Regions from separate parts of the Homo sapiens genome. Here region 1 is linked to region 2. Evidence: chromatin loops called from intact Hi-C (ENCODE). Cell type or tissue: prostate gland. All regions are shown on one strand. Links, peaks and the distances in the headings refer to the core of each region. The heading gives the core; the rest is flanking DNA.

Region 1 (13,245 bases), core at 5,654-8,153, 570 kb before region 2:
GGGGTGGCTGAGCACGGGGCTGAACCACAGCTTGACCTAGCATGTGGCCTCACACCAAGCATTGGATGGTGGTGCCTCGGTTTCCCCATCTTTGAAACAATATGATAGCAGTCCCACCTCATTAGGTGGTAAGTGCTACCAGCAGAGCCCCCTGTCAGAACCATCATTTTAGTATTTCTGCTACATTCAAGAAAAGCCAGAGATTGGAAGTCAGAAGTCCTGGCTCTGCCTCTGATTTAATTCAGAGCTAACAACAGAACTTCTTGGAATCAAGCTTCTTTACCTGTAAAATGGAGATGATACGAACCACACTTCGGGGGCTGTTGTAAGGATCCAGTGACATAACATATGTGACAACTCTATGCAGATAAAAGGCTGTGAATAGTCTCCCTTCCCTCCATCTGAGAAGCCCCCACCCTGTCCTGCCCCACCCTCTGCAAGGCCCCAGGGGAGGCCTCCAGGAGTGTGGCTCCCTCTCTCCAGGGTCCTCACAAGGTTGTTTAGGTGCCTCTCTAAGATCAAATGTCTTGTGCCATGGCCACCTGTGTGTTGTCTTTGCAGCTTTGCTGAGAGCTAGTGGTGCTCACCCTCCTGGCTCACCCTGCAGCTCCCAGCATAGGCCTGGCCATGGAGCCTTTCTCCCGAGAAAGAAGACTCAACGCCCCTCCGCAGTTCAGGTACACCACCTGTCAGTGTCAGTTAGAGGCAGGGATACCAACTCCCATCACAAAACCCACAGGGACTGAGGCCTCAACTGAAGGCCCAGCTCACTGGCGGCTAATGAGGAACATCTCGGCTACACAGGCCAAGTGGTAGACTACTGTTCAGATAATGCCCTGACTCCCACTGTTCTCTCTGTGGTTGCTAAATCAGTAAAGGCAAATTACTTGTTTGCTTAGGAGCATGGATCTGGAAAACAGGCAGTGAAGTACGTGATTTGAATGTAAAACGGCACCAGGCCCTGATGGGTTGCTGTGTAATTTCTATAGGCAGAATACCTCCACTTGGCAAGCTGGCTGGGACGGCCTGCCAGGCACCCTCTCCAGACAGACTGTGATGGGCATTGCCTGCATTTCCTCTGGCTCTCCTCTTCCTACACTCTTGTGCTTGAGGTATCAATTCTATTAGGGAGTACAGGTTTGGCACCCAGCTTTTGAGTTCTGAGGGTAGACTTGACATTGGATAAGTAGACTTGAGTTTGAGTCATGGCTGTCCACTGAACTATGTGACCTGGGGCAATTCATTTAACCTCTTACAACCTTGATTGCTCACGTAGCAAATGGAGGCAAGAGTGGTATCCACACAGCCTTGTCCGGAGGGAGAGTGAGCACACAGCAGGCCTCCTTACCACAGTGCCAGGCCTGCAGCTACCTCCCCAGTGACTGTCCATGCTGTGTTAATCTTGTACGAGTTCACTTTTTTAAAAAAAATTATTTTATTTGCTCATACAAGGGTCTATGTTGCCCAGGCTGGACTTGAACTCCTGGGCTCAAGCAATCCTCCTGCCTTAGCCTCCAGAGTAGCTAGGACTACAGGCATGCACCACTGCCTGGCAAGGTCACTTAATTTTTATGGTAGAGTAAAATGGCTCTTTGCTAAGTGTTCTTCCAGCTCAAATGTATACGTAGATGTGTCTCAGCCAAGAGAACAGTGAAAGCCTGTTTCAAGAAACACGTGGTTCCAGGCATGGATCAGGCTGGCGGCCCAGCCCTCTGCCAGGTGTCAGGCTGGCTGATTGGAGACAGATGCACCTCTCTGGAGATCAGTGGGCTCCTGGGCTCTTCTGTTGGTGGGATTCCCTGCACCCCCATCCTGTGCTCCAGGGAATGGCAGCCATGGCTCAGGCGCCCCAAGGGCCAGAGAGACAAGGGTAAGACCAGGAGAGTGCTGGTCTCCGAGGTTAATACCAGGCACTTCTGGTTACGAAGGACTTGAATAATGACAAGAAAAGGAGGCGAGTCATCTACAGCAAGCCACCCTGCCCTTCCAGGCACATGAGCCCCTAGAGGGGAACTGGAGACCCTCCCCACCCAGCCCACCGCTGGCTTCTGTGGCTTGGCTCTTACTGCCCAGCTCCTGGGTCTCTGGCATGTGCTGGGTACAGACATTTGATGTCACGACTCTCCCATCTCCTTGACTAATGCCATCCTGATACAGATTCGGTGCACCCCACACAAGAGCACTGAGAGGCAGGTGCGTAAGCCAGCTGGGCTGGTCAGCAGGCAGGTGGGCCAAACCTTCAGGTTCTGCTCCTACCTGGGTCCCTCTTGGCCTCTGCTGGACCCTGCTCCTCCCAACACGTAGACACAAGCCTTCTCCATGTTCATTTTTATTTAAAGACTCAGAAACACAGGCATCATGGTTTGTCATCACTGACAAGTCTTCCAAAATCACACGCTGACATTTGTGTCTAACAAAAACACTTGGGATAGGGTGTGTGTGTTTGTGTGTGTGAACTGTGCAAAGTACAAAGGATCTCCCAGTCGGCTGAGCCTGTTTTGAAGTGCCCGGCCTGGCATCACCCCATGAGGATGCCAGGAGAGCACCCGTGGCCGCCATCCTCTCTGCCTCCCTCTGGGCAGAGGCCCCTGGTGGCCTGCAGTCCTGTCCCCTCGGTGTCCACTGACTTCAGCCATGGCTGTGGACTCTACCATGCTCCTCAAAGGAAATCTCTGTGGCCCCCCAAGGCCACTACATGGCTAAGATGTGTACATCATGGGGCCAGGATGAAACATAAGGGTTAGTTTCATCTTAACCGCCAAACATGTGTACCCTTTGAGGCAAGATGGCCTGAAGAAAGGGCTAATTCTGCTCCTGCTCTTCTCTGCGAGCTACATCATCATGAAGGCTGCAGGGCCTGAACGAGTTTAAAATACTCAGAAATGCACATGGGCCATGCATTTCCTCTGCTCTCAGGCAGCCCGGCATTGGCTCCAGAGCTCTGGCCAGACCCACGCATCGCTCTCCTTCCTAAGGTGGCACCAACGCCCACCCGACTCTGCCCTGAAAGCGGCCAGCTGACATCCTCCAAAGACATGGAGATATTCGCCCCAGCTCTCTACCATGCTGCATGCAGTGGGCTGTGTCCTCGCCCCCCACCAGGAGGGTGAAGCACATTTCTACCTGAAGCACCACGTGGGCCATGCCTGGGAGAGTAAGAACGTTCAGGTTACTCTATTCTGTTGCTTGGTACCTGCGCGCCTTAAAAAAAAGACTTCAAAAAAGTTACCTGGAGACTTGACTTGGTCTGGTTTCCCTGGAGAACACCTGCGTCATCCAGGTTGTTGATCTGTGCACCTCTTTGGTGACAACGTGAATTTAAACACGCACAGGATTTTGGTGCAGGATGGGCAACTGATGAAGTTTGGCAATAATGGTAAATAGAGAGCTTTTGGTTGTCATTAACCTGGCACACAGAAGTTACTATGTTTAAGCCAGACTTTTTCTTCTTTGATTCTGAACAACTTCTTTGAGTCTATTAAATCTATTATCATCTTGGGGGAGGGAAAGGCATGACCCCCGCCGTGTGGTGACCACCTGGAAGTAACAAGTAGCCAAGTCACGTCCCAAAACAGGAACTCTGAAAATAAGCGGCCCGTGTTTCAAAGTCTTCATGCCAGGCAAAAGAATGTATTTCTGGAATTGGTTACATCCCTGAAAACCAATGACACCCTATGTTACCAAAGGCTAGTTTCTTCAGCTTAATTTAAGTCTGAATGGTATTTGTAAAAATATAGGTGGAGAGAGGGGTGATGGATCAAAATTTTGAGGTGATAAAAATGTGTTCCTAAGGTGTGAATCTTGAGAACAAAATTGTCCCTGAAGGGCTCCTGATCAGTCTTCCTGGGAAGTGAGCCATGGTGCTAATGAATATACATTCATCAGCCCCACTCAGGGAGGTCCCAGCATCAAAGCTGCACCTCCTCCTCTCTCGCCCTCCCAACTCCCCGATCTTGCAAGCCTGCAGCGGTGCTGCAACCCCCTGATCTCCTTGTACCTCTGGTCTCCAGCAGATGAAGGTTTGCACTGCCTGAAATGGGAGCAGTTATTTATTTTTAAAAAAGAAGAAAAATGGTGGTGGTGATCTAAACTGTTGTAGAAACTGCACATTTTGATACCAAGAAATCATCTTCTGAGAATGCTAATTGCAGTTCTCTCTGAGGCAATAAAGGGAAGATTTTGCCTTCCCGGCTGGGGTTGACCTGCGTGCTCCTTCTACCGCCACACAAAAGGACAATTATAGTGGCCCTTCCTCGAAATGTTTCCAGGTCTTGAATAATAATCATCACCGTCTAGACAGAGCGCGGGGTTTTGGTAAGAGTTTAAAGAAACCGGCTGCTTCCAAGCTCCCTCCGACCCCCTCAATGGATCCACCCCGCCAGCCCCCAGAGTACTGGCCAGCGCTGAGGTGCGGGATGGCGGCTTCTCGGCGCTCTCCCAAAGCCATATGGGAAATATAAAAATTCTGCCCCTTTGATGTCGCCTCAGACATCTTTTCTTTCAAGCTCAACCAAGTCATTATTAGTTTTACAAAAAGGCAGCACCAGATGTATGAAAAATAGGCAATGTCTGACCTATTAGAAATATATAAAGTCTAACAGCTTTATGTTAAAAATATGCTGTAAGAAAGAAGTAATGCAAGGGACAATGGTGGTGAACAGAAAGTGTTGCTTATACTACTGGCAGGCGACAAGCCCACAGATTCTGCTCTGGTTCCCAACAGGGGCGGTGGGGTGCCCCTTCCGGGGCACCCCCAGGGCCTCACAAACACCCCTGCTGAGCAGCCGGGCGGCAGGTGACTGAGGTATATAGAATGGTGACAGAGCAACCTGGGCCCCGCGGGAAGCCCAGGGCAGCCCAGAAAGATGATCTCCAGCGCTCCTGGCCCCCATGCCACCCACCTCGCCTGCAGACCTCCTGCAACCTCCAACCCTGCTTAGGTGGTAAATGAGAACGCTGCCATGGCTGCAAACCACAGCCACAGGCCTGCCTGCGCCGGCACCTGCCTCTCTTCCTCAAGGTGCTTTCTTTGCAGTTTCCACAGAGGGGGTGGGCATTTCCTTGAAGAACATCCCAGGTGTGCTCTCCGTTTGGGGGTTTTGGGAGAAGGCACGACCTCCACAGTCCCTGGCCCCCACCCTGGGCCAGGGTATCCCCCGCCAGGTGCCTTGGAGATGACCTGGAACCCTTGGGGCGCCATGGCTCCCTCTCTGTGTGCCGTGGAGCTTCCCAGGCGGCCTCCCCCTCTGTGAGCTGGGTGCAGGGAGCACCAGTTCTCAGAAGCTCTCGACGAAGCTGCCCGGGAAGAGGCCTGTGCGGCCGTTCCGCTGCAGGGTCCCCTTGTACCAGCCGTCCTCACGCTTCTTGTGCACAAAGACGATGTCGCCTTCCTTCAGCTCGATCTCCGCCTCACTCTGGGGTGGGTACGAGACCACCACGCGGTACCTGGGGAAACAGCACAGTGGGTGAGCCCCACACAGACAATCTCCATCTGCTGGGTCGTGCTTTCTCTTCTTCCCTCGGTGTAAATTATTGTTATTTGCTGCTATTTTCCCACTTTATACAATTTCTATTTATCTTTATTTTTAATTTTTTCAAAACTCTGGAAATTTTTCATTTTTTAATAAAAAAAATTTAAAAGGCATTTCCCCCTGCTGTCCTTTTAGACGCTGATCTACGAAGAAGCTGGACTGTTTCACTCCCTTGAAGATTCTCCACCCAAGCACAGCCCCCCATCTCATATCCACGCTCCTGCCCTGGCCCACCCACCTAGACTGCGGCCTCCCAGGGGCAGGGGCGGGGGAGGGTCAGGAAAAACTGTGTCCCCATTTGCCCCATCCCAGTGTCAAGACCCTGGGCTCGTGTCCTCACCTCTCCCTCTGCAGGTTCCTCTGAAAAGCACGCTCCTCAACTGCAGCACCACCTCACAGGTTGGGGCCCAATGTGATGTGTGAAAGGTACTTGGAACATTGTTTATGTAAATTGTCCTTATTTTTTTGAGACAGGGTCTTGCTCTTCCACCCAGGCTGGAGTGCCGTGGTATGATCCTAGCTCACCGAAGCCTTGAGCTCCCAGGCTCAAGTAAGCCTCCCACCTCAGCCTCCCGAATAGCTGGGACCAAGGCACATACCACCATGCCCAGCCAATTTCTAATTTTTTTTTGTAGAGATGGGGTCTTGCTATGTTGCCCAGGCTGGTCTTGAACTCCTGAGTGCAAGTGATCCGCTGGCCTCAGGCTCTCCAAGTGCTGGGATTACGAGCATGAGCCACCGTGCCTAACCTGTCCTTATTTTTAAATGTGCTCCAAAAATCATAAGATTTTTTTCCCAGTGCCTTAGCATTGGAACTGGCTGAGGCCACAACATCAACATCAATAAGGCCCAACTTTCCCCACATCTCATTTCCACAAGACTTGGGCCCCCTGCAGCCTCTGAGGCCTCTTTGGAGTCCCTGTCTTCAGACCAATATGCTGTAGTGTGGAATCAGAGACAGGAGCCTTCCCTGGGGTCTTCCCTGCATGGCCTCCGCCTGCAGGGACCCAGGGGCATGGGGTGTGCTGCGTGGCAGGTGCTGGAGCTCTGAGTGCACCCCAGGGGCTCTCTGGGCTGTGGCAGGTGCTCCTGGCAACACTTAGCTGTGGCACTGACCAAGAGTTCTCTCCTCGACCACACTCCAGCCTGGCTCCTCTGAGCCCTCTTCTTGGCTGGGCCTCACCTCTGCCTATAACAACTTGAACAACCACTAACATAGCTTCTAACAGCTCAAGGTGGCATCCCTAGGCTGACCCCAGTCCCCTTTAAAGTGCCTGCCTGAGAAACCTCACGGCAGCCAAAAGAATCGACTGTGGGTTCCAGCCACACCTGAGGACAGCCACACACTGTCTCCTGACTTCAGTGAGCACGTCAGCATGTCCAGATGTGTTCACACGGACCACCCGCTTCCACCATCTGTAACTTTTCACTTCCCCCACTCTCCTGAGCCCCCACTCGCTGCCTCCCTGCTCCCTCATTCTCTCTTGGAAACCCCCAGTCACTTGTGTGCCAATTGAACCTGAGCTCAGCTCAGCCTGGACCCTATTCCCCATTGCAAATGTCAGTTATGTTGCCGATTAAAACCTGTCTGACTACTTTCACTAGTGTCCGGCTATGATTATGTTTGACAGGACACACACACACATACACACACACCCCCCTGCTCTGCTATCCCACACCCATCCTGCAAGCCACAGAGGAGGAGGAACAAGGCTGAAAAGCAGCTGTGGTGGCCCCAGGAGAGCCTTCCTCTAAAACACTGCCAAGGACGAACCAGTTGGGCCTTGTGCCCTCGGCCCTTATGCTTAGAGTCTGACAGGCAGGGCCCCATCCCCACTCCCACTAGCTGGGCCTCCCTCTGCCCTGGGGAAACTCCACAGGGGCATGCTTGCCCGAAGCCTGGCTGGGCCCCTGCACCCCCAGCCCTTTTGTGGGTGAGGATTGTGCAGTAAGGGCTGAGAGAAGATGCCCCTGGGCCACCAGGGTGTTGGACCGCACATCTAAAGCCCAGATCCCACATGTGGTGGATTTTGTGGCAGGCAGGGTGCAGCTATTCTCTCTGCCTAAAAACCCCTGGCTGACGGTCCCTCAGACACCCACTTTGCTGAGCAGCACCGAGATGGGCCTGGCAGGGCGAAGGCACTCAATAACCAGCACTGGACTGCCCGGGTACCCATCTCCACAGACGCCGAGGCTGTCTAGGAGACACGGCCCCCGCGGCTCTGGATGCCTTCCCTGGTGGCCTCCGTGCAGGTCTCCTGTGGGTGGCTCCTGGTCCTGGCGGCTGCCCACTCTGGGCCTCCTGCTTTCACCCTGCTTGGACTGAGTTGCCTCACAGCTGAGGCTCCTTTTGGGCAAAGGCTCAGAGGGCTCCAGCAGTCCCCATCCCTCTCAGAGGAGGGGCCACAGTCTAAACGCCCCAGCATTCCCAGGCCCTCCACACTGCGCCCTTCCCACTCCACCAGCTCTGCCCTGCCGCGCCCTAGCGACCCCAGGTGCACCCACCTCAGGGCTCCTCCATATGCTGCTCCCTCTGCCCAGAACGCCCTTCCCTGTGTGGCCACGCCGGGCCTGCCCTTTCCCAGCTCTTACCATCTTCCACTGCCCAGCCATTCACCTGTTTACCCAACCCATCCTGCCTCCTGCACCAGTCTGCAAGCCCCATCGCCACAGGGATTACTGCACACCTGCTCCAAGTGTGGCTCACATACTTCAGGACCCCCCACAGTTCCCTGGGCCCATCCTGGACCTACTTGATACTACTTAGGGGGAATGAACTAGGGAATGTGGATTTTCAGCAGCTCTGGGAGGGAATGCTTGCACATTGGTGTCTGAAAATCGAGCTGAGTGCATGCTCAGGGAGGAAGCCTTTGCCCTTCCCCACCCCACGTGTTCACAGAGCCTGGGGCGCAGAAGCCATGGCTTTGGGGCAGTTTGGCTTGGTGCCAGGCTCAGGAAAAATGTGCAGACAGGAGACCAAGGCCCAGTCCTATGGAGTGCACAGCCCCTGGGCACACAGGCCCAGCTTGCACCAGGCTGGCAAGAGGAGGAGGCATGGAGGATGGGCTCCTGAGGCTGACTTGGGGGTGCAGTGTTCCTACTCCTGGGGAAGCAGAACAGGCCAGGTTCTGGGTCGCAGTCCCGAATACCAGCCAACTCTAAGTGTCTCAGAGCATCTACGGGTGCACGATGGTTGGACTGGTTCCCATGGGCTATCTGCCGGCGAACCAGACTCTGCTCTCAGGGACATGCAGGCGGGAAGGAAGGAGGGCAGGCGGAGGCACCTCCTTCCTCCCAGCTCAGCGTCTCTGTGAGGGCTTCCTGCTGGCCCTCCTTCAAGGAGGACAGATGGCTGCCGGGATGCAGCCAGCGGTCTGTGAAATCAGACAGCATACACACAAACTGAGGCTGCGAGGGCCCACAGGATCAGCGCCATCCTACCTGTGGCCTTCTGCCATCCTCCACCTCTTCCAAACACCTGCTCCTCCTCTCTCTTCCCCAAGGAAAGAAAGGAAGGCAAAGGGCGAGATGATTTCTCAGACTTTGAATGCAAGTTTTGGCTTTTGCCTCAACTTCCAGATGTGAAATAAACAAGCAGCTTTAAAAATATAATTTGTTAGAAAGATGTAATTTGGTGCTTCTGAGCAATTCAATGATTTAATGAGCCCAGATGGATGTGGGCTGAATTTATACGAGACAAGTGTTTAACGTTTCTGTCCAGATCATTCCAAGACTCTGAGCTGTTCTTCCTGCTGCAGGAAAGTAATTGATACTCCCCGTTATAGACACAGAGCGCCGTTGTCGTGTCCGTGTCAGCAGCTGAGGATGACAGCTACTCCCAGGTCACAACTGTGCGTCATAAATCAGCAAGCAACTCTGCCCTGCTGAGTATAATTAAGGTTATGGCAACCACAGCTAATTTTCAGACACAGGGCTCAAGGAATCCAAATGGGCAAAATCAGAATGAATTCTCATTCCATTATTATTACCATTAGCTCTGTGTGCGAGGTTTGGATGTTCTGCTTTCCTTGGGGGTCGTCTGCTTCCCTCCCTGACAACAGAGTCTGCAAAGTGGCCCTCCATGTGGTAGCCTTTTCAGAGCACTTGCTCCAACACAGGAAGACGAATGAGCCCCTGAGTCCATGGAATGTGCTGGTAACAGAGTGGTGTCTGCTAGGAACTTGGGGATAAGAATACTTCTATACCCTGGACACTAAACTGTAATATCAACACACATATTAGTTGTTTATGGCTATAACGAATGACCATAAATGTAGTGGCATCATACTATAAAAATATATTATAGTTCCGTCCATCAGAACTCCAACGTGGTCTCACTGGGCCAAAATCAAGGCATCTGCAAGGCTGGTTCCTCCTGCAGGCTCTAGGGTAGAAGCTGTTTCCTTGCCTTTCCAGTTGCTAGAAGCTGCCTTCATCCCTTCTCTGGAGGCTTCTTCCTCCATCTTCAAAGGGGAGTGCTCACATCATGCCACTCTGACCTTCTCCTCTGCCTCTCTCTTCTACTCATAAGGACCCTTTGTGATTACACAGGGCCCACCTGGATAATCCCGGGTAATCTCTTTATTTTAAAGTCAGCTGGTTAGCAACTTTAATTCCATCTGCAACCTGATTTCTCTTTGCCATGTATGGTAACATAGTCATGAGTTTTTAGGGTTTAGGGCATAGACATCTTTGGGGGCCATTATTCTGCTCACCACACACATAATGGATCAGATCAAGGAACGCTGAAATCCTAACAAAGCCATATAACTCACAGGCCATCAAGAGCTGAGGATGAGCTGATCCGATGTGAACATCTGGGGAGAAGCAGGTCAAAGGGGCAGGAGTCGGCCAGGCCGTGCTGCAGGTGCCCTCACCCTCACTGACTTACTATTATCATAGATGTCACAGCATATGTTACTATTAGAGAGGTCATAGTGAAAGGTGAAGCCAGCTGGACTTCCTGGGTCGAGTGGGGACTTGGAGAACTTTTCTTTCTTATGAGAGGATTGTAAAATGCACCAATCAGCACTGCAGCTAGGAGTGTAAAATGCACCAATCAGCACTCTGTAGCTAGCAAGAGGATTGTAAAATGCACCAATCAGCACTCTGTAAAATGCACCAATCAGCGCTCTGTAGCTAGCAAGAGGATTATAAAATGCAGCAATTAGTGCTCTGTAAAACGCGCCAATCAGCACTCTGTAAAATGCACCAATCCGCACTCTGTAAAATGCACCAATCAGCAGGATCCTAAAAGTAGCCAATCACAGGGAGGATGGAAAAAAGGGCGTTCTGATAGGACAAAAACAGAACATGGGAGGGGACAAATAAGGGAATAAAAGCTGGCCACCCCAGGGCAACCCGGTGGGTCCCCTTCCATGTGGAAGCTTTGTCCTTTGCTCTTCACCGCGAAGGTCTGTGGCTCAATTCTTGAAGTCAGTGAGACCACGAACCCACCAGGAACCAACTCTGGACACAATAGCATATATTATTATTGTTGTGTTTAGTGTGCACTCATACTTTTTCTGGTGTTAATCTAGGTGATTTACAAGTATTATACCCAGACATGTATTATTATCCCCATTTTATGTATGTGGAAACTAGGACTATAAAAATGAAGAAAGGGGGCCAGGTGCAGTGGCTCACGCCTCACGCCCAGCACTCTGGGAATCCGAGGTGGGCGGATCACTTGTGGCCATGAGTTTGAGACCAGCCTGGCTAACATGGCGAAACCCCGTCTCTACTAAAAATACAAAAATCAGCCAGGCATGTCAGTGGACGCCTGTAATCAATCCCAGCTACTTGGGAAGCTGGGCACAAGAATTGCTTAAATCTGGGAGGCGGAGGTTGCAGTGGGCCAAGATTGCACCGCTGCACACTCCAGCAGACAGAGTGAGACTTTGTCTCAAAAAAAAAAAAAAAAAAAAAAAAAAAAAAAAGGAATGAAAGATATTCAGGATGAAATGGCCGGTAGGTGGCCCAGAGTGTCTGTCTACTCAAAGCCTCTCTACGATACTTGATACTGCCAAGGTGCAGAAGAGCCAGGAGGCAGGCATCCAGTGGGCAGGAGGGGCTGGTCCCAGAACTCAGCTTGCCTGGCCCTGCACCAGAACAGACCAGGGTTGGTGTAGCTGGGGAACTGGGGCATTAGACGGTTCTAACCTGATGCCATGTGCATTTGCTGCCTGCATTTCCCATGACCACACCCGTATTCTGAGTTCCACAAGCAACTTCTGGAAATTCAGCTCCCTCTGCACATAGTCCGCAGGACAAGAATATGCCAGACACCTAAAGATGAGGTCCTCTTGGAAGGAACGGGGCATGGCCCTCTAGGTGACTTACACCCCAGGCTCGTGGGCTTGGCTCATAAGTCTACTTACGAGACTGGCCTGCTGCCTGCCAGCTGCTGGGGCAGGGCAGCTGAGCCTGCCAGCCTCGCTGACCCGGCCCCAGATTGCTGCTCACAGTACACTCCCCTAGTCCTTTCTCAGAGGAGCTCCCTCTGCAGCACCTTCTACTTGAATGTCCTTCCTCTGAGAGTGGAGAGGAGAGCAGCGCCCGCTCTCTTTCCAGAGTCTTGAAAGAGATGGTTGAGATCTGGAGGAGTCTGGGCACAGGAAAGGCCCAAGAAATGCAGGCAGCAACACTGCCCATTCCTCCTTGGCATTTTGGGGTGGAAACCTTGACCCTGACAGCCCATACTGCCCTGCTGCCTGCATTCCCACTTTCATGATCACAGGTGGGCCTTGCACACCTGAGGCCCTCCAGGAGTGCTTGGCAGCTGAGTGTTCTGGCCCCACTGCAGGGACTCTCACCTCTGCACAGGGCGCAGCCCAGCAGCTCCTCCTCCAAAGTAAGCCTGGAAGTAAGTTTTACTCACAAGTCTGCAGGGCCCAAGTCCAAGTGCTCTCTGGTGCTGTCCCAGCCCGAGGAGTCAGCATTTTCCCAGTCATGCCCTCAGCTCCGACCTGCTAGGGCTCCCCAGGATACCAGGCAGCCTGTGGCTACCATGTTGAGGGGAGGGGGCACTTCTGGGGCTCATGAGCAGTTTGGTTTCAGGCTGTTTTTTGGAAACACTTCTCTTTAATGAGTGCTACAGAGTGCTTGGGTGCAAGGAGCCACCAAAGAGTCTCTGGGTACAATGACCCCTGATTAGATGGAACACTCAGAGAACGGGAGTGAGTCTCTGAATTTTCTAATTCATCAGAGATGCCCATGACTTTATAGAAACAGGGTCTTTCAATACTTTTTATTGAGGTGTCTGGAAGTCATGTCTTTGAAGATAAAGTTGAGGGGTCTGGGGAAGAAGGATCCTAGGGGAGACATGAGAACAGCTTTGAACTATCCCAAAGTCTGTCATTCTCACGAGCCGGCAGACCAACTCTGTGACTCCAGACAAGGGCCAGGACCCATCCGGAAAACACAGGCAGCAGGTGTTGGTCCCATGAAGGGAGGTTCTGATGCGGAGGAGACTCCTTAGGAGAGGATGAGAGGTGGAGGAAGTGGAGGAGGAGGAGAGAAGGAAAGAGAAGGTGGGTGTGTGTTGTGTGTCTGAATATGTGTTTGTATTATGTGGTTGCTTGATGTACAATTTGTGTATAGTGTGTGTATCTGTGTGTTATGTGTGTTTGCCTGGTGTGTGTGCAGTGCATGTTTGGTGTGCAGTGTGTGTGTCTGCATAATGTATATGGTGTGTGTTTATGGTGTGTATGTA
Region 2 (13,306 bases), core at 6,481-8,980:
AATGGGAAGTCCCGGAGGCTGGACCATCTGCCAGCCGAGGCAGTGACTCTGCTTCTCCTAAAGGTGGTGACCAGTAGGGAGGACGGCCACCTTCTTCCTGCAGTGGGCACTGTCTGTGCTCTGGAGGCAGCCGTGATGACAAGTATAGACAGTCAAAGCCACACCACCAAGGGTGAAGGCCATTCCAAGAGGCGAGCAGCTCAGAGAGGAGACTGAGTCTAGGGGAGGACGGCTAGGAAAGGGGGCCAAACTTGTATATAATGATGTCTTCCATGTCTGGCTCCCTGGACAGATAAAGGCCCAATAGAGCAGGGACCCTATCTGTCTGGCACCGTCCTTAGGGCCTATAAGATTGCCACATAGTAGCAGCTCCACAGCTCTTTGTTGAATAAATGAATGAACTCTAACAAGATTAAGGGAATCGGTGTCTAGTGCAGAGTCTGCGTGTGTGTGTGTGTGAAAAGGGGTGCTAATGACGGCATTTGTTCTTTGGAAGAAGGCCAGAACTTAAAGAGGGAGAGACCCAGCCAAGGCTTTCTTCCTGGGCTCCCAGAAGGAATTAAACATTAATTAAACATTAAACATTCTCTCCCCACCTCAGCAAGATGTTGCTAGGAGATCGTCTAGACCAGTGCTTCTCAAACTTTAATGTGCACACAGACCACCTGCAGATCTGGTTGAAAAGCAGATCCCAGACAGCAGGTCTGGGCGGGGCTGAGATTCTGCATTTCTAATGAGCTCCCAGCTGATGCTAATGCTGCTGGTCCAGGGGCCCCACTTTGAGCAACAAAGTGGCAATGGTGAGGATTAAGCCATGGTAGTGCCTGGCTGGGGTCTGAGCTCAGTAGTCATAAGCTGATGTGATTACAGCTGTGTCATCATTCTAGATGGGAATTGAGGAAGGAAGGGCCAAAGGCAGAGGAAGAGAGAGCAGGTCGGGGAAGAGAAGCTGTTAATTCAGGCAGGAGTGGCAGACCTTTTCCGTAAAGCGCCAGATTTGAGATATTCTAGACTTACCTGGTCATGCGGTCTCTTATATCATGAAATGCCTACAGGCACTAGGTAACCAACAGGTGACGCTTGACTCCAAAAGAGTGTGTTCACAGAACCTGCTGGGTGGCGACTGGCTTCACAACCCCTGAACTGGATCACTAGCCAATTAACTGGTTAGTTCCACAAGTTAAGCAGCAGCCTTGTCTGCCTCAGGTGGGAAGAGACATTTCCACGCTGCTTTGGTTTGAATGTTTTCCCCACAGTTTATGTGTTAAAAACTTAATCCCTTAATCCCCAGTGAACAGGTTTGAAAGGTGGGGAGGTGATGAGGTCGTGAGGCTCTGCCCTCATGAATGACTTAATGTCATCATCGCGGGAGTGGGTTCGTTATCTCGAGAGTGGGCTGGTTATAACAGTGAATTGGCCCTGCTTGCACTCTCTTATCACCATGTGATGCCCTCTGCCATATTATGACATGGAAAGAAGGCTCTCACCGGATGCAGCCAGTCGCTCTTGGACTTCCCAGAACCAGAACCCCAAATAAACTTCAGTTCATTAGCCAGTCCGTGGTATTCTGTTCTAGCAGCACAAAGCAGACTAAGACAGGTGCTCCCTCTCCCCATCACTGTCACAAATATGGGAGCTCAGTGTGCACGAGGCTGGAGCCCCACGTCAGTCAGGTCCTTGGTCTCATACCCCAGCAGCATCGCCAGGCACTGATGGAGATTGGGGATCCCCAAAGTAAAACAAACAGGAGATCACGACTGGGAGCCGTCAGCCCCCCAGCGCCCAGTGGCCCACCTCCTGCCTGTATCTGCAGTCTGAGAAGTGGGATCCAAACCACAGGCTGCCCTGTGCTCCCCTCCCCCAGACCCCACTCACCCTCTCAGAGAATTGGTAACAATAATGAAACACATCTAAGGCCACAGACTTTTAGTTCTGCTTTGTGTATCTATTTTTCTTTTCTCTCTGCTTGGGTTTACCTGGGAACGTTTTAATTGCGCCTTTCGATAAGTGCTCCTGGTTGACACTAAGGTGCGGCAGGCCCAGCCCTTCTCAGTTATTCAGGGAAGCCCTCCGAGGCTCAGCTATAATTAGAAGTCAATTAAATTAGAAACCATTCATATGGTTCTTGGAAGGCCTCCAGCCCTGCTGAGAGCCTCTGGCCCTATCCACAGACTCAGTGGAAACCTATCTCTGCTAACCCCACCATCCTGAAGCCAAGTCCAGGGCTGCTGGGAGGGGGAACAGGCTCCTATCAGTTCCCCTTCAGGCCTTTGCTTGCACCCAACCCTCCCCCACCTGACGGGCTGCAGGTCGCCCTTGCCTCCCCGCCACCCCGATCTCCCGTCGCTGCCTGCCCCAGCTTGCTCTGTTGCTAGAAGGAAAACACCCAGCGAGTTCACCACTGGGGTGGCTGGCTCCTCAATCTTGCCTCAGTCCATTTAGTGTTTTCCAAACGGTAAATGCAACACTAAAGTGCAGGCAGTGTGTGGGAAAAGGCAGTTTTTGAACCTCATCAAGAGGGTCTGGAAACAGAACTCTTCCTTCCCCAAAGCCACCTGGAGGTCTCCACCAAGTGAGACACCTCCAAGGTGACTGGGCCAACAGCCGAGACCCAAGGAAAGACCCAGGACCACTGCTGTGCTTTGCCAGTGACCCCAGTCAGGTCTGTCCTCTGGGATCTCCCCTGGGACCCCCTTCTCCCACCTATTCTTAGAGCAGCCAGGGACACACGCTTTTTCCTTTATCACAGAATTCATACTCTCTCTTCTAGACCACTCAGACAATACAGACCTGCATAAAATAAAAAGTGAATGTTCCCCAGAATGCTCCCTCAGTCCTTGGTCACCCCCACCCGATTTCAGTTACTGCCAAAAAAATCTTTGCTGGAAGTTCAGCAGGCATCGCTCCAGACCTGCTTTCATGCATTTAGAAACTTTACAAATACACCCGGAGGCATTCTTCTCTATCATTTCTTTCTCACCCAACAACAGGTGTTACAGCCCTGCTTGGTGTTCCAGGAAACTGAAGTTCCTTTGGATTTTTTGTGGGTGTTTATTTGTTGCAATGATAAACAAGCGTACCATCTTAAGGCCCTGCCAGGATTCTGCCCACCCTCTTCCTACGGGAGCGAGGGCATGTGCTGTTGTACTCGGGAGGCAGGACAGGCGTGCTCCCCAGGGATCTCTGGAAGGCCTGCAGACTGGAAGCTCCCTAGCAGCCAGTTAACTGATTAGTTCCACAAGTTAAGCAGCAGCCTTGTCTGCCTCGGATGGGAAGAGACATTTCCATGCTGCTATGGTTTGAATGTTTTCCCCACGGTTTATGTGTTAAAAACACATATGTACTTGGCATTGGGTGCATCTCCTAAAGGACCATTCTCTTTCCAGAAATCTCAGTGAAGAAGCCCTTAAGTCCTGGGGGATTTGGAAAAGAAGATTGTCCATGTCAGTCCCCACTGACAGGGCCCTTGGTCTTTTGCTCTTCTCCACCGTTCCCTGGCTGCTGACTTACACAGCTCTCACCTCCTTCTCCAACTTAATTCTTAATTTCTTTCTTTTTTTTTTTTTTTTTTTTTTTTGAGACAGAGTCTCACTCTGTCGCCCAGGCTGGAGTGCAGTGGCACAATCTCGGCTCACTGCAAGCTCCGCCTCCCGGGTTCATGCCATTCTCCTGCCTCAGCCTCCCGAGTAGCTGGGACTACAGGTGCCCACCACCATGCCCGGGTAATTTTTTTGTATTTTTAGTAGAGACGAGGTTTCACCTTGTTAGCCAGGATGGTCTGGATCTCCTGACCTCGTGATCCGCCCGTCTCAGCCTCCCAAAGTGCTGGGATTACAGGTGTGAGCCACCGCGCTCAGCCTCTCCAACTTAATTTATTTCCAATAATCTTTCGCTAATTTCTACCTAATGCCTTTAGGCTGTTGCAGGACTTTTCCAAAAGAAAGAAAGAAAAGGAGGAAGGGAGGGAAGGTTCCTGTGCATCATGGCATATGTTCGTCACGGTGTTTTTGTGTGTGGTATTGGGAATTAGTTGGTTTTCATGACCAATGGTAGCTTGCTAAGGACGAGAGAATTCTGAGGGTGAAAGGTCTTAGGGAGTTTGGGTTCCATGGCCCAGCTGGTCTTCTGGGCTGTGTCAGTGGTTGATTCTGGAAGGTTCCTCACACAACCCAGCATCTAGAAGAGTACTTGCTGTTTTGTTGTGGCAAGAGGACAGTGAACCAGAGTGCAGCCACTGGGGAATTTAGGCGATCACTAGAGCACATTATCTCTCTTTGTAGAGCCAGGCTAATTAATACCCAGACTACCAAGTAAAATTGCTTTGAGTCAGAAACACAGGTCTCCATTCAGAAAGTGAAAAAACAAGCAAAAAAAAAGAAAAAAAAACCCACCTCCTCCTTCAAGGGAATGCATTCGTGTAATATTAATAGTTGGTGAAAAGTATCTGAACACCTGAACAGCTGCAGCCATGCTCAATCCCTTCAATCCCTTAAGTAGCTGTGTGACCTGGGGCAAATCACTTAACCTCTCTGGGCTCCCACTATCTCAACTGTAAAGTTAGGTTATTGGACTTGTCCACTTTGATGGACAACCTGTTCTTAACAGAGAGAGGGAAGAACACTAAGCTGGGGCTGGGAGAGCATCCAGAGGGGCAAAGACCAGAATCTAATTCCTGGCAGTCTCTCCAGGGGTCCTCCTAAGTCCTGGAGCCCAGAGGCCAGGACTGGCCTGGAGGACTCCAGACTTAAAGCTCATGTAAGGCTAGGTTTCTCCAAACCCTCTGAGCACGAGAAACACAATCACTAACCTCGGGTTTAACCTTGGGCCCTCCGTGTGCTCCTAGCCTCCTCTCAGGCTCCCTCCCAGGCATGGCTGCGAGGCTGGGAAGGCCCCAGAGTCAGCCCAAGTGGCATGGGTACAGCTTCAGCTTCATGTCTGCTTTTCTTTTAGGATGTATAGTTTCCCCTCTGTTTGCTGGAAGGCACCTTATATCCAGTGGGGTTAAATAAAGGTAGCCAGACCCCCGGCTGGGGTGCTACCGCCAGTGCCCAGCTAATGACGCATGTCTTTCAGGTGAGCCCTTGGGAGAGGATGGCCCATGTGGGGGACTGCACGCAGACGCCCTGGCTCCCCGTCCTGGTGGTAAGTGGTCTGAGCCCCTTACCCCCACAGCACCCTCATCCTCATGATGGTTGGACTGTTTCTTGGCCTCTTCAGCTGTAAAATGGGAATGCTGATCATAGTCCCTCCTCCACAGGGTTCTTCTGAGGGTGAAATGAAACCAGGCCTGCAAAGCACAGAACTCTGCCCCAGGCTGAAGTTACATTGATTTCGTTGGTAGCTCCCTTCATAGGGTCTCATGGATATAAACGTTCTTGATTGCTTGTTTGTGGTGTGATACACACAGCCCTGTGTCTATGTGATGAGCTCATGCTTGGGGGCCGCGCAGCTAAGAAAGACTTGGAAGACTCAGACCCCTACCCCCATCCTCCTGGACACGCCGGTGTTCTGAGAAGCCACTGTATTAGAGGCTCAGTGGGGGACAGGGGCGCCTCCTCCATGACCTTGGCAAGTGCGTTGATGAGGAGAACTCAGAGCAGGCCTTGATGGTGGGATGGGGCTTGGCCAGCAGGGGTGAGGCAGGGTGGTTCTAGTGGGGGCTGGCCGTGCCCAGGTGATCAACCAGGAGCCACTGGAGACTTAGCAGCAGTGAGCACTCACAAGCGGGCACCTTCCCAGACCGAGCCCCCAGCAGAGCCCCCACCGCAGGGCACCCCCTTCCTATGTCAACCTTGGGGTCTTGCAGGAGTCACATGTGTTTCTAAGGAGGTACGGAGGCCACAACACCCCCCTTTGTTGGCAGGTGTCTCTGATGTGCTCAGCCCGAGCGGAATACTCAAACTGCGGTGAGAACGAGTACTACAACCAGACTACGGGGCTGTGCCAGGAGTGCCCCCCGTGTGGGCCGGGAGAGGAGCCCTACCTGGTAAGGACCCAGCCCTCCTGGAGCCTGGTGCGCTCTCAGGGGAGGCCTCCTGCTTGTGGCATTGTTGCCCTGAGCCTGCCTTGCTGTGTGAGGGGATGCCAGGGTATATCAAACCAGCCGGTCACGCTCCCTGGACGTTGAGATTGATGGCAAGAGCTGCCGTGAGCCCAGGAATGGCACTCACCAGCTAAGCATTCATAAACAGATTTTTCAGGAGTTCTGAAATGTTTTTAAAGGATCACTTTCCCACTCTACCCTGATTAAATGAGCGTCAGATCATCTGATTGGAAGCAGGATTGAAATATTCTCCAGTACTAGTACATTTTTTCCTGAGTGCTGCATCTCCCTCCGCCTCTGGGCAAGCTAAGCCTGAGTGTTCTGTTCAGCACTAAGGGAAACCTCCGGGGTTTCAGTGTCCGGTTCTTGTAGCAAGCTGAGGAAAGTCAGATGCCAAGTGCTACCTGCACTGCCTGGGCATTCCAGCAGCTCGCTGAATTCATCTCGGGGAGGCTCAGAAAAGGGGCAGCATCTGGAGCCTGAGAGTGGCGAGGAGAGGGGCAAGCCCAGAGCATGAGCTGGTTCCTGGGGGGTTTTGCAGTTAGGACAACTCAGGAAACCAAGGCCCGGCAAGAGTAGCTTCTGGAGACAGCTGGCACGTCACTGCCCAAGGACTGTGGGCCGAGTCCGTATGGTTTGGCTGCTGCACTCACCTGTGTCCCCTGTCCTCTTTCCCTGGACAGTCCTGTGGCTACGGCACCAAAGACGAGGACTACGGCTGCGTCCCCTGCCCGGCGGAGAAGTTTTCCAAAGGAGGCTACCAGATATGCAGGCGTCACAAAGACTGTGAGGGCTTCTTCCGGGCCACCGTGCTGACACCAGGGGACATGGAGAATGACGCTGAGTGTGGCCCTTGCCTCCCTGGGTAAGCACAGGCCCTCCTGGCAAACCCTGGCATGCTTTCTGCAGAAAACCCCGAGGGGCTACGGGCAAGGACCTTGGGAACAGGGGTCATGGATACTGCAGGCCTCGGTGCAGCCGCACACCTGGCCTTGGTCCCATCCCACAAGGAGCAGCATCCAGGACGGAGAGTCCTGGCCCCTCCGGTGGACAGGCAGCCCATCAGGCTCTGCCTCTGTGTCTCCTAAGTGGCCATTAACCATCATAATATCTTCTGACCACCAAAAGGAAACAAATTGCTTGAATACTTACAGTGCAGTAGCGCATGTGAAACACTTTGGGAAAAAGAAAACTAAAATTTCATGCAAAAGCAGCATTTTTAGTATCCTGGGAACACTCTGGGGAAGCTACTAATAAAAATATTTGAGTCATATGATACCTATAATCCCTCCAAAATGATTATGCATCAGAAGTCTTCAAAAAGCTGAAAATGCAATTAGCCTGAAAGAGAGAAAGATAAAATCTTCCTTTTTCCAGGCATGACACCTCAGCAAATTCTGCCAGGGACCAGGAAAATACAGACTCTCAATCCCCAGAAAATCCTGAGCCATGATCATTGCTGCTTCCTCCCCCTAGTGGCCACAACACATCATGCTTTGCAAGGGCTACAAATAGAGACTAAAGATAAAAGCAGTGGTGGTGTCCCTGGTACAGCTGGTACAGGTGGGAGAGGTGATGGCAGTGATGAGGCTGGTGGGGACAAGGGAGGTGATGGCAGTGATGAGGCCAGTGGGGACGGGGGAGGTGACCACAGCTTAGTGCATAAGGCACACTCAGAGTGTCCTAGGAGTTGCAGAAGGACCTCTCACCTCATGGCTGGGGAGGTAGTGTCAGCAGAGGTCTTGGGAGATTTGTGGAGGTGATGCCTGGATGAGTTAGGCTAAGAAGTAGGACTAGGACAGAGGCCTGCAAGTGGAGATGCCGACGCCAGAGTTCAGAGGGCTGAGCAGCTGGGCAGTGCCTGGGGCTCTGATTGGGTCCCTGTGGCCAGAGCAAGAGTTGTACACCTGGGGGTGTGGACAAGCTGGGCAGGAGGGCAGGGAGCAGATGGAACCAGGCTCTGGAAACCACCGCTGAAGACTTGAGCCTTCCGCTCGAAGCTGATGCAGGTCAACACGCAGACTGCTGAGCCAGGGATGCTGTGGGCAGGGAGAGGGCTGGAGCAGAGGCACCGGGGGTGGAGGAGAGGAAGAATCTGAGAGCCCCCTGAAAGACAGCACTGACCAGGGGTGCAGATGGCACTCAGAAGGGGAAAGAGATTCAGAAGAGGATACTCAGGTGTCTCCATGACTGGCCATGTGGAAATAGTGCCATTTGTCAGCTGCAGAAGACAGGAGCAAGAGGGTGCTTGGTGGGGAGGTGGAGGGAGGATAGAGGTTGTGTGTGTGGAATTTGAGGGGACTATGGGACATCCAGACCTAGATAGCTAACCCAGAGATGGCCTGAACCTCCAGGCAGAGATCCAGAGCTGGGAAGTCACTATGCACTCAGGGTGCTGGGGGCCGCTGTAGTAGAAGGGTTCCCCATGGGGCAAATTCCTACTGCAGGGAGAGGGTGGGTGCACCACGGAACCTCGCCGACCTATGCTGCTGGCTCTGGCCTGGCTACGGTTCAGACCTGAGAAGGTGTCCATCAGTACCCGAAGGCCAGGGCTGACTCTATGGCCTGAAGACCACGTGCTTGGTTCTGATACATTTACCAGAAAGTGTGTAATTACTAAAGAAGTTGGACACTGGAAGGGTGGTGAGCTCCCTGCCTCTAGAAGAATTCAGGCGAATGTGGACAGCCATCTGCAGAATTAGTGGGCAGGCTGCTCTCTGGGCTTTTAAACATTCTTTCCAGTGCTGGAATCTTGATGCCTCCCGCCCTACTCCATGGGACAGTGACCTGCTCAGTCCACACCACTCTCAGCACCCAGGACATAGCAAGGCCCAGCACACCTGCTGGGCAGGCAAGGGACCCTGTGCAGAGACACCCTCAGCACGTGCCTCAGAGTGCCTTCGCACTGCTCCGCAGGGGTGCAGACGATGGGGACAGTTTCCAGGTTGGCTCCATGATGTGCTGTGTCTGCTCAAAGCCTCACTGCCAGTCCCAACGCCCACCAAAATTGAAGGCCCCCGCCTCACCTCCGAATCCCAGCCCCTCTCAGGGGCTCATGCTGCCCCCTCTACTGCAGACAAGGCTTCCCCAGGGTAGGACCCTGGAGGCCCCACTTCCTCTTACGAGGCTGTCACGCTGTGTCACAGAGGAGGATCACAGGAGTCTTGGCAGGCCGGTGTGACTAGCTCCATGAAAGGCTGCGTTCATTCCTGAATCCAAGTGGCTGTCAGGCTGTGGATGCGGATTGCCTTGTCCCAGTCTCTCCTGGGCCCAGGCCCCTGCCTGCGGTTTGGCAGGTGCTTCTCCTGATGCTCCGCCCTCCCCACAGTGTGGCCAGGACACTTGCTGAACAATGAGCAGCACCCGAGGCTTTCCTGTTGGGAGAGGTTGTGTGGGAGGACCTGGGAACCAAAACAGGAGGAAAGGGGGAGAGAGAGGTTACGCTTCCTCACCTCTCCAGGCCTCACCCCGGAGGAGCTCCACCACCCCGCGATTCTGGATGGCGGGGGCAGGGGGCAGGACACAGCGACTCTGCACTGGTTCTGCACACCAACACGGTTGGAGGAAAATGAACATCTGGGAATCTGCGGCGTCCCTTACAGGCATGAGAGTCCTGAAGAAAGGAACTCTCTGGGAAAATGTACACCTATTGACTGAGAGAAAGTCAGTCCTTAAACAACAGATCCCAGGGGACCCATTTAAACTGACTCTTGTCCTGGGCTATACACCTGAATCAACCTATGTAGAACAGGGGTTGGGGGGCTAGGGAGAAAGTCAAATATGGATCAAAAAGTAGCAAATTAGACCTTTCCAGAAAGACGAAGGGACCGGACACTCTGTAGCTGGGCCAGAGATCCCTAAATGAACACCTGATTTCGGGTTGGTGACAAGCCCAGGCAGAAAAAGACAGCCACATGTTCTTTGTTGCTGTGCAGCCCAGGATGAGAGACCCAGGTGTAAGCCAGGCGGTGAGGAGTTTAGCCTAGTCCTACAGAGAGAACCTAACATTTAGAAATGTTGCATGCAGCAATACGTGCTAGAAAACGGTGGCTTCTCCTTGTCAGGAGGCACTGAACACTCACTGGGTGAGGAAGGACAGTTTCATAACAGCCTCTTGGAGCCAATGTTTTTTTAAAAGTTTATCACCGGTCAGGCTCGGTGGTTCACGCCTGTAATCCCAATACTTTGGGATGCCAAGGCAGGTGGATCACTTGAGGTCAGAAGTTTGAGACCAGCCTGGCCAACAGGTGAAACCCCATCTCTATTAAAATATAAAAATTAGCCAGGCGTCGTGGTGCATGCCTGTAATCCCAGCTACTTGGGAGGCTGAGGCAGGAGAATTGTTTGCACCTGGGAGGCGGAAGTTGCGGTGAGCCAAGATTGCTTCTCTGTACTCCAGCATGGGCAACAGAAGGAGACTGTTTCAGGGGGAAAAAAAAAAGTGTATCACCTTTCAATATTCCTTAACTGAGTGACTTGATAGGTTGCATAGCTTGACCCATACACATGACCCCCACAGATGAGGGTGGCCAGCCTGTGACAGAAGGTGCCTCGTGCCCAGGACAAGTCAAAGACACAGTCGTGGGACAGAGCCACCACCCTCCCCATGCTCAAAATGTAGTGGCCCCATTGGGCACCCATCATAAAGCCGGGTGTTGTGCATCCGCCGTGTAGCCTTGGAGCTTTACCCATGACAGAGACCAAGCCCGGCACCTGGGGTGTGAACTAGGATGGGCAGAGAGGCCTTTTGGGGCCTCTGTCCACCTCAGCATCAAAGTTCCACGGAGAAGAACTTGGTGTCATTCATTCATTCAGCCAATGTTTACAGACAATCATCCTTCCTTAGTACCTAGCACAAGGTCCAAGGAATAGAGACGTGAACAAGGCTTGCCCTGGAGGGCCTCCCAGCCCAGGAGCGGGACCAATAGACGTGAACAAGGCTTGCCCTGGAGGGCCTCCCAGCCCAGGAGCGGGACCAATCCCCCTAGGTGGGAGAGAGAATGCGTGGAGGTAGAGTGAGAAAAGGTGGAGGAGGCAAGGGCGAGGAAGTGAGGCACAGAGGAGGTGAGATGGGGAGCAGGTGGCCACCTAGGAGCCTGAGATGTTTCTCAGAAGTGTCAGCGTGGGCCAGGGACGTTAGAAAGCTGCAGGTTGACCTGGTCTGGCCCACATGCCCGTGAACTCACAAGGCCACGTGGCAGACACCTGCCTTGGCCTGCCTCATAGAAAGAAGTGGCTTCTGGAGGGCAGAAGGTAGATTTGCGAGAGGCTTAGCTGTAAAACTGGCTGTCGTGGCTTCTCTGGGAGGTGTTTTGAGATTGGTTAATTAATGTTTACAAGATACACAGGGATCTGAGGATAAAGGGCTTTGAGGGAGGGCAGGCAATTATGGTCCTAACATTACTGGTAACAGTCCAGGCTCAGGAAGGCAGGAGCCCACAGACCCCCGTGCCAGGCTGCTGCTTAGCACTACCGTCAGCAGGGGCCTCCATGGGGCCTGGCTAATAAAAAAGAGATTAGAAAGCAGCCATGGAAATATTCCTTCTCATCCCAGTTCTTGAATCGCAATAGGGAAAGTGTTGGCACCGCTCACGTTATTTAATCGACTACTCACAGTGTGACAAATGGCTCCATGCTCTCCGCTGAGCATTTGTTTATGGAAAATGGGCCCAGGCTAGGATAGGAGCTAGAGCCTGCAGAGGGAAGGCGCCCGAGCTGGGAGCCCCAAGGAGAGGGTGGTGCCAGCAGGGGCTGTGCCTGGGAGCGGGACGGCTGCAGGGAGCACAGCCACAGGGCAGACCCCTGAGAGCAGGACCTGAGCAGTCATATAGCCACGGGGCTGGCACTGTGACATCGGGGAGCTGAAAGACATAATGGAACATCACTGGGAGCTGAAGGACTTCAAACAGAGCTACTGTGAATGATTTGTCCCTTGCACTGTGTGTGCAGCCCCAGCGTAAAGGCTTGCACTTCCAAGGGTGTCTTCTGTCAAGTGCTTTCTGAGAAGGAGGCACTTACAACCTGGTTGTGTTGCCAGCTATCATGAGGGCCACCTGCATTGACCTCTCTGGACAGCACAACCGTCTGTCTCCTGCAGCTGCACTCTGGTGGCATTCAGCAGCAGTAAAGATGGCTTGGGAGTTCCAAGGGTCCCAGAGGCACACTGATGCCTATAATCCCACTAGGCTGCAGGCTCTGGGGAGGGTGCTCACAGAGGGCATGTTCCTCCTCCAGGAAGGTCTGGCCTTGGTTGGTGTGACCCCTGGGGGGCTAAGCAGGCCCTACATGTGGGGGCACAGGGATATTTCTGGTGGATGATGTGATGGCACACACACTAAACACAGCCACCAGAGAGAGGAACCAGAAAGGGGCTGAGATCAAAAGAAAGGCCCACGTTGGCAGCTCAATATTGTTAAAAGAATGCTCCATTTCAAGACAGGCTGAAACCCCAAGGAAACTGAGTGGACAGAGCAGGTGACTGAGTGGGCGTGGCCTCATGCCCGACTTGATTGTGGGCCTGCAGACTGGCCACCGTGCTCTCTGCACCAGTCCCTGCCTGTGTGCTGTCCAGCTCACCTGTCTCTGTTTTGTCTTGTCTCTCCCCCGTAGCTACTACATGCTGGAGAACAGACCGAGGAACATCTATGGCATGGTCTGCTACTCCTGCCTCCTGGCACCCCCCAACACCAAGGAATGTGAGTGTCTTTGTCCTTCCACCAGCACGGTATTTGTTCAGCACGGATCCCTTTCACTACAGAGGGTGTAGGAAAGAGCCGGTCCTGGCACCTGGACAAGGTGAATCACAGTAACAGCACTAGTGAAAGTGCTCCTGTGGCCTGTCCAGGCAGGTCTATGAAGGGAGGGATGTTTGCCACATCTGAGCCTTGAGTCAGAGGCTGAGGTTCTAGTGCAGGTTGGCCACCAGCTACCTGACAAGTCACTTAACCTCCATGAGCCTCGGTTTTCTCATCGGTAATATGGGGGTACTAACATCTGACCTTCCCATCTCTCACGGTCATTGTGAAAACAAAGGAGATCACAGAGGCAAAGTACTACTATTTTGCAAAGTACTACAAAGTGCTAGGTGACAGTGAGGCCAAGGAAAATATAAATGTGATCACAATTAATGAAACAGATTCCACAAAGCACATGTAAACAGTCTCAGGAGTTTATAATCCTGCCTTGGGGTGTTTCTTTCCTGTTATCCTTTCTGGCTTTCATGGGCATCTGTTTATGACGAAGGGCCAGGTACCTCTGCCTCAG

Evidence for each region. Hi-C counts contacts between places; a loop is a spot of excess contacts. Peaks named below come from ENCODE experiments on the same cell type or tissue, not always from the same donor. Only the 100,000 strongest peaks of a DNase experiment are listed, where the experiment ranks them.
Region 1: a loop joins it to region 2, with 3 times the contacts of the local background. A loop is called at or near these places in 8 of 110 quality-filtered maps.

Annotation. Positions count from the first base shown.
Region 1 is chr2:109,493,703-109,506,947 of GRCh38, reverse strand. SH3RF3 (SH3 domain containing ring finger 3) reads right to left here. Exons shown (of 10, transcript NM_001099289.3): 10 at 2,314-5,445. The coding sequence ends at 5,277. It also overlaps a transcript of RANBP2 not described here. Among named protein-coding and RNA genes, the nearest start is that of SEPTIN10, 110 kb to the left of the region's middle. In prostate gland, for the core only: no CTCF peak of the experiment used is centred there; a DNase peak (open chromatin) is centred at 7,147; H3K27ac peaks cover 1,557 bases.
Region 2 is chr2:108,922,800-108,936,105 of GRCh38, reverse strand. EDAR (ectodysplasin A receptor) reads left to right here. Exons shown (of 12, transcript NM_022336.4): 2 at 5,074-5,142; 3 at 5,864-5,986; 4 at 6,727-6,908; 5 at 12,653-12,738. The coding sequence starts at 5,092. It also overlaps a transcript of RANBP2 not described here. Among named protein-coding and RNA genes, the nearest start is that of EDAR, 60 kb to the left of the region's middle. RefSeq lists an enhancer at 6,370-6,869. In prostate gland, for the core only: a CTCF peak has its summit at 7,525 (motif pointing left); a DNase peak (open chromatin) is centred at 7,515.